3 separate regions of the Homo sapiens genome follow, and regions 2 and 3 are each linked to region 1. Evidence: chromatin contacts called from ENCODE Hi-C or POLR2A ChIA-PET data. All regions are on one chromosome and are shown on one strand. The core of a region is the stretch at or near the end of the contact, and the rest is flanking DNA. Distances in the headings are between cores, read along the strand shown.

Region 1 (4,605 bases), core at 1,432-3,931:
GATTGTAGAGAAACGGGTGAGTCTAATTTGACTCTTTTGCTGTAAATGGGAGGCCTTGGGAAGTTGGTTAGCAACTATGGGACTGAAGCTGCCTATGGGACTGAAGGTTTCCCCTCCTCCCTGGTCACAGCCCAGCATCCTCCAGGCACTGGCTCCCCATTCCTGGTCCTATCCTTACTGCCTGGAGCAGGTGGAGAGGAATAGGTCTGATACCTGGATATTTCAGGTCTCCTGCTCAGTACAGGGGGCGAGGTCTCTCCAGGGCCACTTCCTATAGGGAGAGTTCTAAAAAGAGGAAGGAATCACCAACTCCCACTTCCCTGGGCAACCCCCACTTGAACGTCCTCTTCCAGCTAGGGTAAGAGAACTGGGGAGGGCACCCTGCCCATCCCTGCTCCCCTCCCCTCGGGTACACGGCACTGAAGGTCTTTCCAAGGGGAGTGGTGTGGAGCTGAACAGAGCATCCCAGAGAGGTAGGGAGGGCATAGTCTATACAGCACCCTCTTTAGCACTCAGGGACTTTAGTGCACTGCCCCACCTTTAAGGAAATGACATCATCATACCCATCTGACAGATGGTGAATACTGAGGCCTAGAGACATTCATAAAACTGGTGGGAGCAGACCTGGAACAAGGACCCAGTTTCCCAACTCCTGGAGTGGCAATCCTGCCTTCATGTTTTGCTTTTTCCTTATACGGGTCAAGTGCCCACTGCCTCTTCCCAATTCATGACTGTGGAGAAGAAGGGGACCACAGGGAACTCAAGATGCAGAGGCCAAAATCTCTGCCACGAGGGGCGGGCGAAACCCCAGTGTGCAAGGACAGGTACATTCTCAAGGGGAGACTTCATTATCTGATAGCTCTAAGCTCAAGTCCTGCCCAACAGCGGCTGGCATGGTCATGGGGAGATCAACAACTTTCCTCGTGCCCACAATATACCCCCTCCTCTCCTCCTGCCCAGTCAAGCCCAGGACCAGGAGGAACAGTGACACAGCAGCGGCCCCATATGCCCACACTCCCCAAGAGCAAGTTCAAATATCTTTCAGAACCTCCAACCCCACCTCCTCACGCTGACTCAGAGGCCAAAGGTCACTGAGGAAGCTCACACACCAAGGGGGAGGGGAGAGATAAGGTGTCCAATAAACTATCCTCTCCTGAACAAAACCTGGCTCCAGGTCAGTAATGAACTTGGCCCCAGGGCTCTATACCCCTCTTTCATCTAGTGTTCCCACCCTTGCACCTCTCTTCCATCCAGTCCTCCCAGCCCTCCCAGTTCAGATGGAAAGGACAGAATACTTGGACTTGGAGCCAGCTTTGGGTGGTGGATGAAAGACGCGGTGAGGAAGGGCACAAAATCACAGAGGCCTCCCCTCCAGACTGGGGAGGGGATGCAGAGGGGCAGGTTTTACCTTAGGATCTTACGGAGCTTACAAGAGAACAGGATCCTACCCTAAACTGTACGGGAAACACCCAGTTCTACTCTCCAACCCCCCTCCAAAAGTCTAATGGCAACCAGATGAACAAGTCCAGCATTGGGGAGACAGGGCCCCCAGGGGACACTGAATCTCCACAAGGCCACCCTCCCCTCCCCCCAATACCTCCCCCTTTCCTCGGCTTCCCCAGAACTCAGCCAACCCCACCCTCCATTGGAGAAACCTGCTTTGAAAAGTTAGCTCTTTGTTCTTCCACACGGTCTCCTGGCTCTGAGCACAATTTCAGGAGATCTCAGCTAAGCACCCTCCACCCACCCTACTCTGCCACCCAACCCCACCCGGCTCAGGCTGGACGGCCCAGCACCGGGAGTTGGCTTTTAATTGGAGGTGGGGGTTGGGAAGCTGTGGAGGAGGTCTGCGAGTCCTTTAACGACTGAATCCAAGGGGGTGCAGGTCGTTCAAAAACGGGGCTCTTGCGGCAGAGCCCGGGTCCTTACCCAAAACCCCCCGCATCAGATGCCACACACTCGCAGGCTGATAGCCCCCGCCCCGCCAGGCCAGGAAGCCAGGCCACCCCCGCCGGAGCGGACGGTTTTGCAGGGCCCCCCAGCCTCTGCCCCGCCCCCCCGCCCCCTCCACCAGCGCCCCGCGCTTCCGCCTACTTGGCGCTCGGCGCAGAGCGGAGAGGGAGCGGCCGTCTCTTCTCACTCTCCAGGCCGTAGGGGGCGGGACTGCACCCCTAACCTTCCCCCAACACACCCCGGCGCCTGACTTCCCTGCTCCTCTCCCGTCCTCCCAACCCCGGGACACAGAGCCCACCCCTCTCCAGCAGCGGCTGCCCGCTACGCGTGGACTTCCCGCCTCGCCCCAGATCTCCTGGTTTTCAGACTGGGATGTGTCCCCACACCCCATGACACCGCCCGCTCGCCCTCCCTCCATTCTCCTGGGATCGCGGGGATAAGGCGGCAAAGACCCGGCCCTTCTCTCCTCCCTGGATTCGGAGCACTGCGGGGGATTGCAAAGACGCGTCTCCCGGTCCCGGGCTCACCTTATCCAGACAGTTCACCTTCTCCGTGGGATACACGATCTTGCCGCACCGGGCGCAGTTGGGGTTCATGGTTCCGAGAAAAGCTGGGGCGGGGACGCCTGAGCTCACGCGCGTCCTGTTCCCCGAGGCGAGCTGGCGGGAGGCGGCCGCGGCTGCAACTACACAGGCAGCAGCGACGGCGGCTGGAGCTGGGGAACTGGCCTCCGCCTCCGCCCTCCTTCCCCTAATAAACACAGCGGGGAGGAGGGGCTGCACTGGGGCGGGCACGCGCCTCGGGCGCGGGCAAGGGCACGCGCAGCGAGGCGCGCTCTCCGGGCGACGTGGGGCTGCGCGGGGGCGGGTTCCTGGGGGGACGGCGGGGCCCGCGGTGCTGGCGCCTCAGCGCTCTCAGGCTGACTGCGCCCGGTGCCCAGGGCCCTTCCCCAGCCGGAGGCGGCGCAGAGGCGAGCAGGCTGCACATCTGGGGCGCCCGGGCTGCGGGAGGCGGGCTAACCCCTCAAGCCCGTCGAGGGTGGGGTTGGATCCTCCTGAACGCTGGAACTGATTCACCGCATTCGGGGACTTTCTACCCGGCATGAATCTGCGGACCGAACGGGGACCCCCTACCCTGCCCCTCTTAGCTCTCTTCCGGCCCACACCCTTTCCCACATTTGTGGGGCGGAACCCGTCCCTCCCTCTTGGACCCTGCGCGCTGCCGGGCCCGGGCTAGTGCTTCCCTCTCGAGCCCCTGCAGTGCACCTTCCCGGGGTTCCCCGGATGCGGGCACCGTCTGCGTTCAGCTTGACCCCTTTTTCTCCAGCATTCCTTTCTCCTTCTGTTACACCACTACTCACAGTGTAGCAGCTGCAACAATGCTTAGCACCCAAGGAGCCGCCTCCAGGCGCTGTAGAGGCGCGGGGGTATAGCTCAGTGGTAGAGCATTTGACTGCAGATCAAGAGGTCCCTGGTTCAAATCCGGGTGCCCCCTCAATGGCTTGGTTTTTCCTTCCCCTTGTTAACCATCTGTTTTTCATTCTTGACTCACATTTTAACATTGGGTCCTGACTAAAAAAAAAAAAAAAAAGAAAAGAAAAAGTATCTTCCTCATTTTTCAACCTTAGCAGAAATCTTTCGGTTTTACTTTGTGCTCAGCGGGAGGAGGGGGTGGGTATAAAAGCTGCGCGACCGCATTACTCGCGCCAGAGGTGTAGGGATTTCTGCGGCCACGGGCGCCAGCCTCAGATGGGTCAGACAGTTCGAGGTGCCGGGTTTGAGGGACAGGATGTTTCCAATGGGGGTAGGGAGACAGGGGAACGCCTCAACTTGGCGTTCCTTTTGGGGGTGGAGGGTGGGTCAGGCGAGGGAAACCCATAGACACAGCCCTTCTCCAACTTCAACTTTCTGTATTAATGGTGACATGGACGTGCTGTGTTCATCCTTGACTATTAATGTACAAAAGTAAAGTTATAACCCAGTGCAAACTGAGATAAACGAACACAGTGTTTCTCAAATTTGAACGTGCATCAGAATTACCTGCAGGGCTTGTTAAAACACTGCTAGTTTCTGATTCTGTAAGGGGGCCCCGAGAATTTGCATTTCTACCAAGTTTCCAGGTGCCTCTGGTGCTGCTGGTGTGGGGACCACATTTTAAGAACCACTGAAGTAAGAATAAAAGGCCATGGAGTTTCATAACCTAAAGATGGGGACAAGTATCTGCTGGCTGCGTGCCTGACAGGGTCACTGTTGGGCCGGAGGAAAATGGTAAGTGTGACGGGAGACAAGGGCGTCCCCCTCGACTAGGTTTTGCCCAAAAAAAGGAAAAATAAAGGAGAAAGGAAGAGGCGTGCTGCCTGGGTCAAAGGGCAGCTGCGATATTTTAAACCCGGAATGTGGTTGTGTCATTCCTCGGACCCCGGGGAAACGCGCATTTTTTTCTCCTGGCTCCTATTACTGTGAGCTGTATCTCTAGGCTGAACAGAGAGATCACAGATCAGCAGAGCTGCGGTTCCGTGCAAAACCCAGGAGGAACCAGTTTTACCTCTCCTTTAGGCCTTGAACTTTCCATGTATAGCTTATCAAGCCAAAGCCCTGCCTATGAGCTGAGTCAAGAAGGAAGAGGGGAAAATTGCTCGCTGTCTACCTTCTA
Region 2 (4,605 bases), core at 1,128-3,627, 1.2 Mb before region 1:
GGTGAGTGGTCAAGCTCCTGCAGTCAACCTCACTGTCCTCACTACCCAGTTTACTCCTGTGCTCATATTATTATTCTTTTTTTTTTTTTCTTTTTTTGAGATGGAGTTTCGGTCTTGTTGCCCATGCTGGAGTGCACTGGCGCGATCTCAGGTCACTGCAACCTCTGCCTCCCGGGTTCAAGCAATTCTCCTGCCTCAGCCTCCCGAGTAGAGTAGCTGGGACTACAGGCGTGCGCCACCACGCCCAGCTAATTTTTGTATTTTTAGTAGAGACGAGGTTTCTCCATGTTGGCCAGGCTGGTCTCAAACTCCTGACCTCGGGTGATCCACCTGCCTCGGCCTCCCCAAGTGCTGGGATTACAGGTGTGAGCCACCACCACACTTGGCCTTTTTTTTTTTTCTTTGAGATGGACTCTCACCCTGTTGCCCAGGCTGTTGTGCAGTGGCATGATCTCGGCTCACTGCAATCTCCATCTCCTGGGTTCAAGCAATTCTCCTGCCTCAGCCTCCCGAGTGGCTGGGACTACAGGCGTGCGCCACCACGCCCAGCTAATTTTTGTATTTTTAGTAGAGATGGGGTTTCACCATGTTGGCCAGGCTGGTCTCGAACTCCTGACCTCAGGTGATCTGCCCACTTCAGCCTCCCAAAATGCTGGGATTACAGGTGTCAGCCACCACCCCCGGACTCCCATATTCTTTTTCTCTACCTTTTCGGTGGCTTTCATGTTTCCCAGGCATCCATCAATACCATCCCAGGAGCTGCCTGTGGAGAAGGGCTTCCTATGTGAAGAAAACCCTCTCTAGAAGCACTGGGACTGGGGAGGAATTAGCGGGAGCAGCAGGTGGCTCAGGCTCCCTCTCCCTTCGCTGCCTAAGAAGCTTCCATCCCCTCCATGACCCAAGCCCTCTAACATGATAGATCTCCTCTACTTGAGATCTGTTATTACTCATGGGACAGTTGCTGCTCTGAAGCGAAATACTGGCTGTTTTTTGTTTGTTTGTTTTGGAGACAGAGTCTCACTCTATCCCCCAGGCCGGAGTGCAATGGCGATCTCGGCTCACTGCAACCTCCACCTCCCGGGTTCTAGCGATTCTCCTGCCTCAGCCTCCTGACTAGCTGGGATTACAGGCACCCACCACCACATCCGGCTAATTTTTGTATTTTTAGTAGAGACGTGGTTTCACCGTGTTGGTCAGGCTGGTCTCAAACTCCTGACCTCAGGTGATCAACCCACCTCAGCCTCACAAAGTGCTGGGATTACAGGCATGAGCCAAAGCACCCGGCAATGCTGGCTGTTTCTAACCCCTGTTCAGTATTTCACTTGTACATCTACCCACCTTCCCATTCGGGGTGGGCAGATGAAACTAGCAATGGACGTCTGACCTTGGGTCGGTCACTTCTCCTAAGCTTCCTGTTCCCCACTAGTAAAAAGAGGGAGGCTTAAGATGATCTACATGTTCCCCTCTGAGTAGTAATCTTCTGTGGAATTCATATTTTATCCTCCAGCACCGAGGGGCAGGGGTGTCACTCTGCCCCCACCCCCTGCCTCACCTCTTCCCCATTACTTTAGGACCTCAAAGCACTTTCACTATTAGTTCCCCTCTGTTGTCCTTTTTATTTCCCAGACAAAGGGAAATGACTCACCCCAAAGTCAACTGGAGTGGGTGGAATGGTGTCATACAAGCAAACAGGGAGTCCCTACAGACATCCCTACCTCTGTGGGAACTCCTTCCCCTGGAGGTGTTCTCCCTAAGGCGAGTAGAAGGGAAAGGGGGTCACATTTCCTTTCCTTCTCTGGACTTTGCCCTGAAGCAGAGGGCAGCCTAAGCTCCTGACTCCAGGGAAATCTCCCTCCCCGGCTTCTCTCTCTCCCGGTCACCAGTAACCTCAGGACGAGGTCAGTCCTGCAATCACGTGAAGCCCTCACGTTTGCAAGGTTTGCAGAAAGGGCCTCTTAGCTTTGATCTCCCAGACAGCAAACAAGCTTGCCAGTCCCTCCCCAGAAATTCACATGCCCCTGCCATACAGGCTTTCTAAACACGCCACCCTGACTCTTCAGCGCACCCCACCCCACCCCACTCTCAGCTCCTCCCAGGTCCCGGCAAGCGCTTTGCCAGGCAGAAAGGGGAAAGGCACGCAGTCCGCCCACTTTGTCGGTGGACTACAAATCCCGACAGTCTTGTCGTTGCGCAGGCGCGCAAGAGCTCAACGTGCCGGCTGTTGGAAAAGTGTGTCACTGGGGCACGAGGCGCTCCCTGGGATCACATGGTACCTGCTCCAGTGCCGCGTGCGGCCCGGGAACCCTGGGCTGCTGGCGCCTGCGCAGAGCCCTCTGTCCCAGGGAAAGGCTCGGGCAAAAGGCGGCTGAGATTGGCAGAGTGAAATATTACTGCCGAGGGAACGTAGCAGGGCACACGTCTCGCCTCTTTGCGACTCGGTGCCCCGTTTCTCCCCATCACCTACTTACTTCCTGGTTGCAACCTCTCTTCCTCTGGGACTTTTGCACCGGGAGCTCCAGATTCGCCACCCCGCAGCGCTGCGGAGCCGGCAGGCAGAGGCACCCCGTACACTGCAGAGACCCGACCCTCCTTGCTACCTTCTAGCCAGAACTACTGCAGGCTGATTCCCCCTACACACTCTCTCTGCTCTTCCCATGCAAAGCAGAACTCCGTTGCCTCAACGTCCAACCCTTCTGCAGGGCTGCAGTCCGGCCACCCCAAGACCTTGCTGCAGGGTGCTTCGGATCCTGATCGTGAGTCGCGGGGTCCACTCCCCGCCCTTAGCCAGTGCCCAGGGGGCAACAGCGGCGATCGCAACCTCTAGTTTGAGTCAAGGTCCAGTTTGAATGACCGCTCTCAGCTGGTGAAGACATGACGACCCTGGACTCCAACAACAACACAGGTACTGAGATTTCTTTACTATCATCTTTTCCCTGTCACTGTCTCCCCACCTCCATCTACGCCTTATAAAAAGAGGAACTTTGTAAGGGACTGGGGTGTCCCTCGGCCCGGAGATTTGCTAACGTGCTGCGGTGCTTTAGTGTGGGATTTCCAGAGCGGCTTGTTCGGGCTGGAAATGCTCTCAGAAACGCCCCATCACCACCCCTCAGAGTCCCAAAGCTCCCTTGAGCCTCGAATCCCTGGGCAGGAGGAAATGGAGAGGAGGTACGGGTGGTGAAGCGAAGAATTTAGGGGGACTGGGAGCTTTGGAACAGTGCCCCGAAACGGCCCCATCTGTCCACTACCTGCAGCTGTAGTATGCCTGGCCTCAGAAAACGGACCCCCTCCCCTCTTGTCTTCCCCCTCCTCTAGTTCCTGCAGGCGCGAGGGAATCTGAGAAGAGTGGCGCGATGGGGTTCAGGGAAGGAGGGGCTGGGAGAATCGTTCGGATCTCACTGGGGAATCCTCAGTGACAGGAGGGAGCGACACTTGAGGAGTCCAGAGCGTGGTGCCCGGCCCGAGGGAGGGCACCTACAGGGCTCCGGCCGCCGGGAGGGCTCACATGGCTCTAGAGCCGGGCCCACGTGCTGCGTTTGTTTTCATTCAGCAGAAGCCGTGGCTGCCACCCCATTGGTCGTTGCCTCCCGGCCTCGTTACATAATGAGCTCCGCCCCCCCGGTCGCCCCGGCAACGCGTGTTCCCTTCTCTCCTCCCCTAGGTTGTCCTGGCCCTGCTATCGTTCGGGGTCCAGCCCACGACCTGGTGGCCGGGGAAGGGCGGGTAGGAGGCGGGGCGACTGCTCTCGATTGACGGGAAGCGAGGAGGGCGGGGCCTCGAGTTCCGGGGTTCCTCGTTGGGGAGCCACGTGCGAGAGGCACACGTGGAGCAGGGACGTGAGGCCGGCTGAGGGCCCAGCTCCCGCCCTGCCCCGCCCCGCCGAGATCTGGGTGAAGCTGGGCTGACTCACCGCCCCCGCCTGCCTCCTTTTCCGGTCCGCCTGCCCGGCCCCCTCCCCCATCACCAAAACAAAGTAACATGGAGCCATTCCTGACCTTTCATGGCCTTCTGTTTTACACTCCCTAAAGAGACCTCACCCCTAACCACCCTTCTCACTCCTTTCCACTTCACTCTTATTTGCACCTACTTCACCGTACTGCATTTAGACTCAGCTTCCCCACATTACAAATTCCTGTTCCCCAAGCTTCTCTCTCCTTAGTTCTGCGAGCATTGTCTTACCCCCATCTCCACCAGACAAGCTGCAGTTTGCCTACTAAGGGCTCCCCAAAGCAACTGCACCCCACAATCATAGCTGAAATGATACTGTCCTTTTTTTCTCACAGAAAGGAAAACTGAGACCCAAAGAGGGGAGTTGATGTCCTCTAGGTCACAAAATAAGTTGGTAGTGATGGGTCTAGACCTAGACCTAGACTCTTGAGTATGCTCCTCACTTCCACGTTGGAAGCCTCTGCATGAAGGTCTCACTCCTTTTTGGGGGATGGGTGAACTAGGTCAACTTCATTTACTGCCAACTAATGATTCCATCCCCCACCTCAGCCCTGAAACCGGGGGAGCTGATCTGTTGTGCAACTATTTTCCAAGGAGCTGGGTTCACCCTGACCAACCTTGAGCTATTTTAGGGCCGCCCTGCCCAGTTCAGTGTGTGTC
Region 3 (4,605 bases), core at 744-3,243, 1.1 Mb before region 1:
GGAAATCCCATCTACTAAAAATACACAAATTAGCTGGGTGTGGTGGTACATGCCTGTAATCCCAGCTACTCGGGAGGCTGAGGCAGGAGAATTGCTTGAACCTGGGAGGCAGAGGTTGCAGTGAGCTGAGATCCCACTGCTGTACTCCAGCCTGGGCAACAGAGAGAGACTCCGTCTCCAAAAAAAAAAAAAAAAAAAAAAAGTGGCTCTGGGAACTGGGGTTAGCTCCCATGTGTGTCCGTGGAGGGGAAGTGGGCGGCAGATTCATTTTTTCTCCTCCAGGAGAGGATGAGAGGAGATTCCTGGAATGGTATGTTCCCTTTTCCCCTTTTGGGAAAAATGAGCTGGCGTAGGGATGGTAGGTGGGCTTGCCCCTCTTGCCTTTTCCTTGGAGGAAGGGACAATAGGGTCTGCACCCTGCCCACTCTGCTTGTAGCTTGGTATCAGGGCTGGCTTCATGGGCATGCAACCTGTGCAGTTGCACACAGCCCCATGCTTCGTTTAATGCTCTGCTGCTACTGTCTTGAATATAATTTTTTTTTTTTTTGAGTTTTGCTCTTGTTGCCCAGGCTGGAGTGCAATGGCGAGGTCTCAGCTCACTGCAAACTCCGCCTCCCATGTTCGAGCGATTCTCCTGCCTCAGCCTCCCAAGTAGCTGGGATTATAGGCATGTGCCACAACACCTGGCTAAATTTGTATCTTTAGTAGAGACGGGGGTTTCACCATGTTGGCCAGGCTGGTCTCGAACCCCTGACCTCAGGTGATTGGCCCCCACCTTGGCCTCCCAAAGTGCTGGGATTACAGGCGTGAGCCACCACGTCTGGCCAAATATAATTCTTAATAACTTTTGTAGCAAGGAGTCCTGCATTTTCATTTTGCACTGGGACCCTTAACTTTTGTGGTAGGTCTTGCTTGGTACCATTGGGCCTAACCTAGTAGGCCTGGTACATCAGGGATGGCCCTCACCCTCATCCCTGACCCTCACCACACAGAGCACCCAGCAGGTACAGAATGTTCCTCCAACATGGAGCTGAGGTTGCTGGAAGTCTCCTGCAGTCCCGCAGCCATTCAAAGACCCCGTTCCTACCCCCAGTCCTCCCTCTCAGAACTGGCTCCTGTAGATCCAGAACTCGATCAACCTGGCAGAGAGATGGGAAGTGATGATCCCCCTGAAATTTGAGAGACAGGGAGCTTCCTGAAGGGAGGGGGACGCAGGTCTTCACGCTCAGAATGGCCATTCCATCAGGGCCAGGCCCCAGTCTCTCTTGCGGCCGGAAGAAGCCTACTCAGGTGGGCTGAGATCTCCCAGGAGGAGGCCGATCACGCCCCATCCAGCCCATCTCTGGCCCTACCACCTTGTATCCCCGCCCTCAGCCATCTTAAGCCTAGCCTATCATCCCCCACCATCCACCCTCCTACTCGCTAGCCGGGCTTGGGCTTCCGGCGCATGTCTGGTCCTCAGCACTTGAGCCTTGTCCCCGATCCCGCCCCGCCCCTGGGCAATCCGCTCTGCCCCCTGCTACCTTAAGCCCAGCCTCTCGTCCCTTGTAGTCCGGCCGTCCACCCAGCCCCGCCCCCCGGACGCCATCACCATCTCTGCCCCGCAGCCCGCAATTCCGCCCACCCCGCCCCAGCCCCGCCTCTACCCCAGCCCCGCCTCCACCCAGCCCCGCCCTCACCGCACCAGCCCAGCCTCCGCACCAGCCCCGCCCTTACTGCCCAAACTCCGTCTCGGCCCCAGCCCCACCCACACCTCCCCCGCACCGCCTCCGCACCAGCCCCGCCCTCACCACCCCAGCCCCGCCTTCACTCCGCCAGCCCCGCCTCTGCCCCAGCCCCGCCCTCACCGCCCCAACCCCGCCTCCGCACCAGCCTCGCCCCAGCCCCAGCCACCTCCTCAAAGCCCCAGCCCCGCCCTCAGCGCCCAAACCCCGCCTCTGCCCCAGTCCCGCCCTCACTGCTTAAGCCTACCACACCAGCCACGCCTCCCCAGCCACGCCCACACCACCCCAGCCCCGCCTCCACCCCAGCCGGTCATTCTCTCCGCAGGCGATCTGCCGCCCGGGTCAGGCCTTTCCGCACCGCAGCTGGTCCTTCACCTCCACCTGCAGCGCCCGAAACCCCCTGTGCTCCTGTGGGGCCATCTTGGGCCCGGACTGAACTGTGGGTTCAGGACAGTGGTGACTGGGACCCTACCCCTCTCCACCCTCTTCGACCTCACTTTACTCAGCGAGTCCCTCACTCCCAGGCACAGAGGTTTCTTTCTGGGGTATGGCGCCCTGCTCCCCCGTGCAGACTCTCCTCACCAGGAAAAGATGGTCACAGCAGGGTCTTGTGGTGAGGGGGCGTTGGGGGCTCAACGCCTTACAACGTTTTCCGATGGGCATTGAGGATCCTGTTTAGGGGAAAGGGACACACCCTGTCACCATGGATGACTGTCAGATGGAGAGCGAAATCACGAGGACGGAAAGCCCAAACGGAAGAGGTGTCCTGCGCCAAGGTGCCGCCCTGAGTGGGCCTAACCTCAGCCTACCTGGAACAGCGTGGTGGAGGCTTGCGGGGAGGATGCACCGAAAAGGCCCAAGAAACCCGTGGCTGCCATCACAGTCAGCACTACGTCCCGCCAATGTCCAGGGGACCCCTCTGCATCCCACCCACCATCACCCCAAAGTCTTTCCCTTGCGAAGGGGCTCTGGGCTTCAGCTGCTGACTTGACAGATTTCTTTCCTTTGCTTAGGAAAGGGGTCTCTGTGTCCCTCTCACCTTCTAAGGTTTTGTCCACCTTTGGGTTGGGGATGGGGAGAAGAGCCCTCTGCTTCTCTGACCTTCTGAGGGCATTTTCAGCTTCTTGTTCTTGGATGGGGGATGTCTGTGAAGGTCAGAAATGGGGCACTGTGGCCAGGTGTGGTGGCTCACGCCTGTAATCCCAACACTTTGGGAGGCTGAGGCAGGTGGATCACATGAGAACAGGAGTTTGAGACCAGCCTGGCCAACATGGTGAAACTGTCTCTCCCTATCTCTCCTATTTCATTCCACTGGAAGGGGAGTGTGTGTGTGTCCCAGAGGGACAGGGCCCCGTGGATTCTCTCCCATCTCTACTAAAAACACAAAATTAGCTAGGTGTGGTGGTGTGCGCCTGTAGTCCCAGCTACTCAGGAGGCTGAGGCAGGAGAATTGCTTGAACCCAGGAGGCGGAGATTGCAGTGAGCCAAGATCGCACCATTGCACTCCAGTCTGGGCAACAAGGGCGAGACTCTGTCTCAAAAAAAAGAAGAAATGGGGCACTGGGCACTGGCTGTCTCTGACTTCTCTGTCCCTTCCCACCCCCACCCGCCCCTGCACCCAATATATATAGTGTTGCCTCCAGGAGGGGACACGTAGGTGCAGGCATTAGGGAGCCACACAGCAGGGGATGTGGAATAGGGATTGGGAGGGACCCAGGAGGGGGTGGAGTCGCCAGCTGGTTTGGGGGGCAGAGCCCAAACAGAAATGGAAGACTCCAAACTTCCAGACTTCAGCTCAGCTCTGAGGGCTTGGCTCAGAGTAGGAACCGTCCCTTGGGAGGCCGCCTCCCCTCCCCTTCCCTCCCTCACACTGTACTCTGTGACTCCAGCTCTCCTCCCCAGTGACCCACTGCTTGGGGAGAAAGGCCATGATGATGCTCCCGTGTGGAAACAGAGAGCCCTGGGAAATGCAGCTGTCCACAGGGCAGGGAGGGGAGGGGAGGGGAGGAGATGGGAGAGAATGAAAGAAGGGAACCCTGGCAGATGGTGGGAGAACCCTGGCTGCAGTGGAGCTGCCTGGCGAAAGAGCCAGCTGGGAATCTCAAAACCTGGGCTTTGCTCACAGATTGACCTTGGGTCAGTCCCTGGACTTTTCCAAAGTCCAGTTTCCTAAACTGTACGAAATGGTGATTGCAATAGCAATTTTGCCTTCCTCAGGGGATTCCTGTGAGATGATAGATGAAAAAGTCCTTAGAAAAGATAAAAGTGTGAAGGGAAATGGCATAGAATGCAGAGGAGAGTAGGGGCTGCGTGGGGGAAGGAGAGGGGCAAGTGTGCATGGAAGGGATGGGGCAGAGAAGGCATCTCAGAGATTCCCAACCTTGAGCCCCACAGCAGTGAGGTCGGGGATGGAACTGCCCCTCTGGCCTTACCCCCCTTCTTCAGCATCTCCATGGTCTTGGTCACCACGTATAGATTCTCCCCATCCTCCGGAAGCTTCTGGAGGAAGGACTGCTCTGCCTACTTCAGCTTTGTGGAAGGGGTGGGGCTAGACTCAGAGGCTGTCAGAGGTTGCGAGTGGGTAGACCCTCTGCCCATTTCAGCTGCACCCTGGGCTCATGGTTGTCTCTCCCTATCTCTCCCTTATTTCATTCCCCTGGAAGGGGAGTATGTGTATGTCCCAGAGGGACAGGGCCCTGTGGATTCTAGTCCTGGTTCTTTCCTTCCCTCCCTATGTGACCTTGGATAACTCGCTGCCTCTCTTTGGGCCCTTTTGTAAAATAGAGATCCCTGCCAACTTGAGCAGTCCGTGCTATTCTGGGTGGGTGCTATTCCTCTGTACCAGCCTCTAGCATCTGGCCTGGAATCCTCAACCTGCCTC

Evidence for each region. Hi-C counts contacts between places; a loop is a spot of excess contacts on that map. ChIA-PET counts read pairs that join two places held with the same protein, here RNA polymerase II (POLR2A). Pooled maps may share reads with other maps.
Region 2: a loop to region 1 is called in a pooled map, with 20 times the contacts of the local background. The contact joins the promoter of NR1D1 here to the promoter of LASP1 in region 1. A Hi-C loop is called at or near these places in 7 of 50 pooled maps. POLR2A ChIA-PET finds 5 or more read pairs at or near these places in 3 of 52 experiments (GM12878, HCT116 and activated T-cell).
Region 3: a pooled map shows a loop between it and region 1 (6-fold over the local background). The contact joins the enhancer-like site here to the promoter of LASP1 in region 1. A Hi-C loop is called at or near these places in 3 of 50 pooled maps. POLR2A ChIA-PET finds 5 or more read pairs at or near these places in 4 of 52 experiments (MCF 10A, PC-3, activated CD4-positive, alpha-beta T cell and 1 more).

The regions. Positions count from the first base shown.
Region 1 is chr17:38,868,134-38,872,738 of GRCh38, reverse strand. It overlaps LASP1 (LIM and SH3 protein 1), which reads right to left and starts at 2,681. Exons shown (of 7, transcript NM_006148.4): 1 at 2,481-2,681. The coding sequence starts at 2,549. TRC-GCA4-1 (tRNA-Cys (anticodon GCA) 4-1) reads left to right here and starts at 3,376; the gene lies at 3,376-3,447. RefSeq lists enhancers at 818-1,419, 2,432-2,581, 4,072-4,251, 3,827-4,427, 4,428-4,605 and silencers at 2,022-2,121, 2,642-2,951, 4,372-4,471.
Region 2 is chr17:40,098,361-40,102,965 of GRCh38, reverse strand. It overlaps NR1D1 (nuclear receptor subfamily 1 group D member 1), which reads left to right and starts at 2,377. Exons shown (of 8, transcript NM_021724.5): 1 at 2,377-2,902. The coding sequence starts at 2,872. RefSeq lists enhancers at 2,012-2,131, 2,612-2,681, 2,147-3,130, 3,131-4,115, 3,034-4,233 and 1 more and silencers at 3,463-3,552, 3,563-3,912, 4,436-4,605.
Region 3 is chr17:39,950,224-39,954,828 of GRCh38, reverse strand. No RefSeq gene overlaps it. Among named protein-coding and RNA genes, the nearest start is that of GSDMA, 10 kb to the left of the region's middle. RefSeq lists silencers at 1,443-1,492, 1,533-2,052. Within about 2 kb of position 1,993, at least 16 of the 41 ENCODE cell types and tissues checked have a DNase peak (open chromatin) inside an H3K27ac peak, as active enhancers do.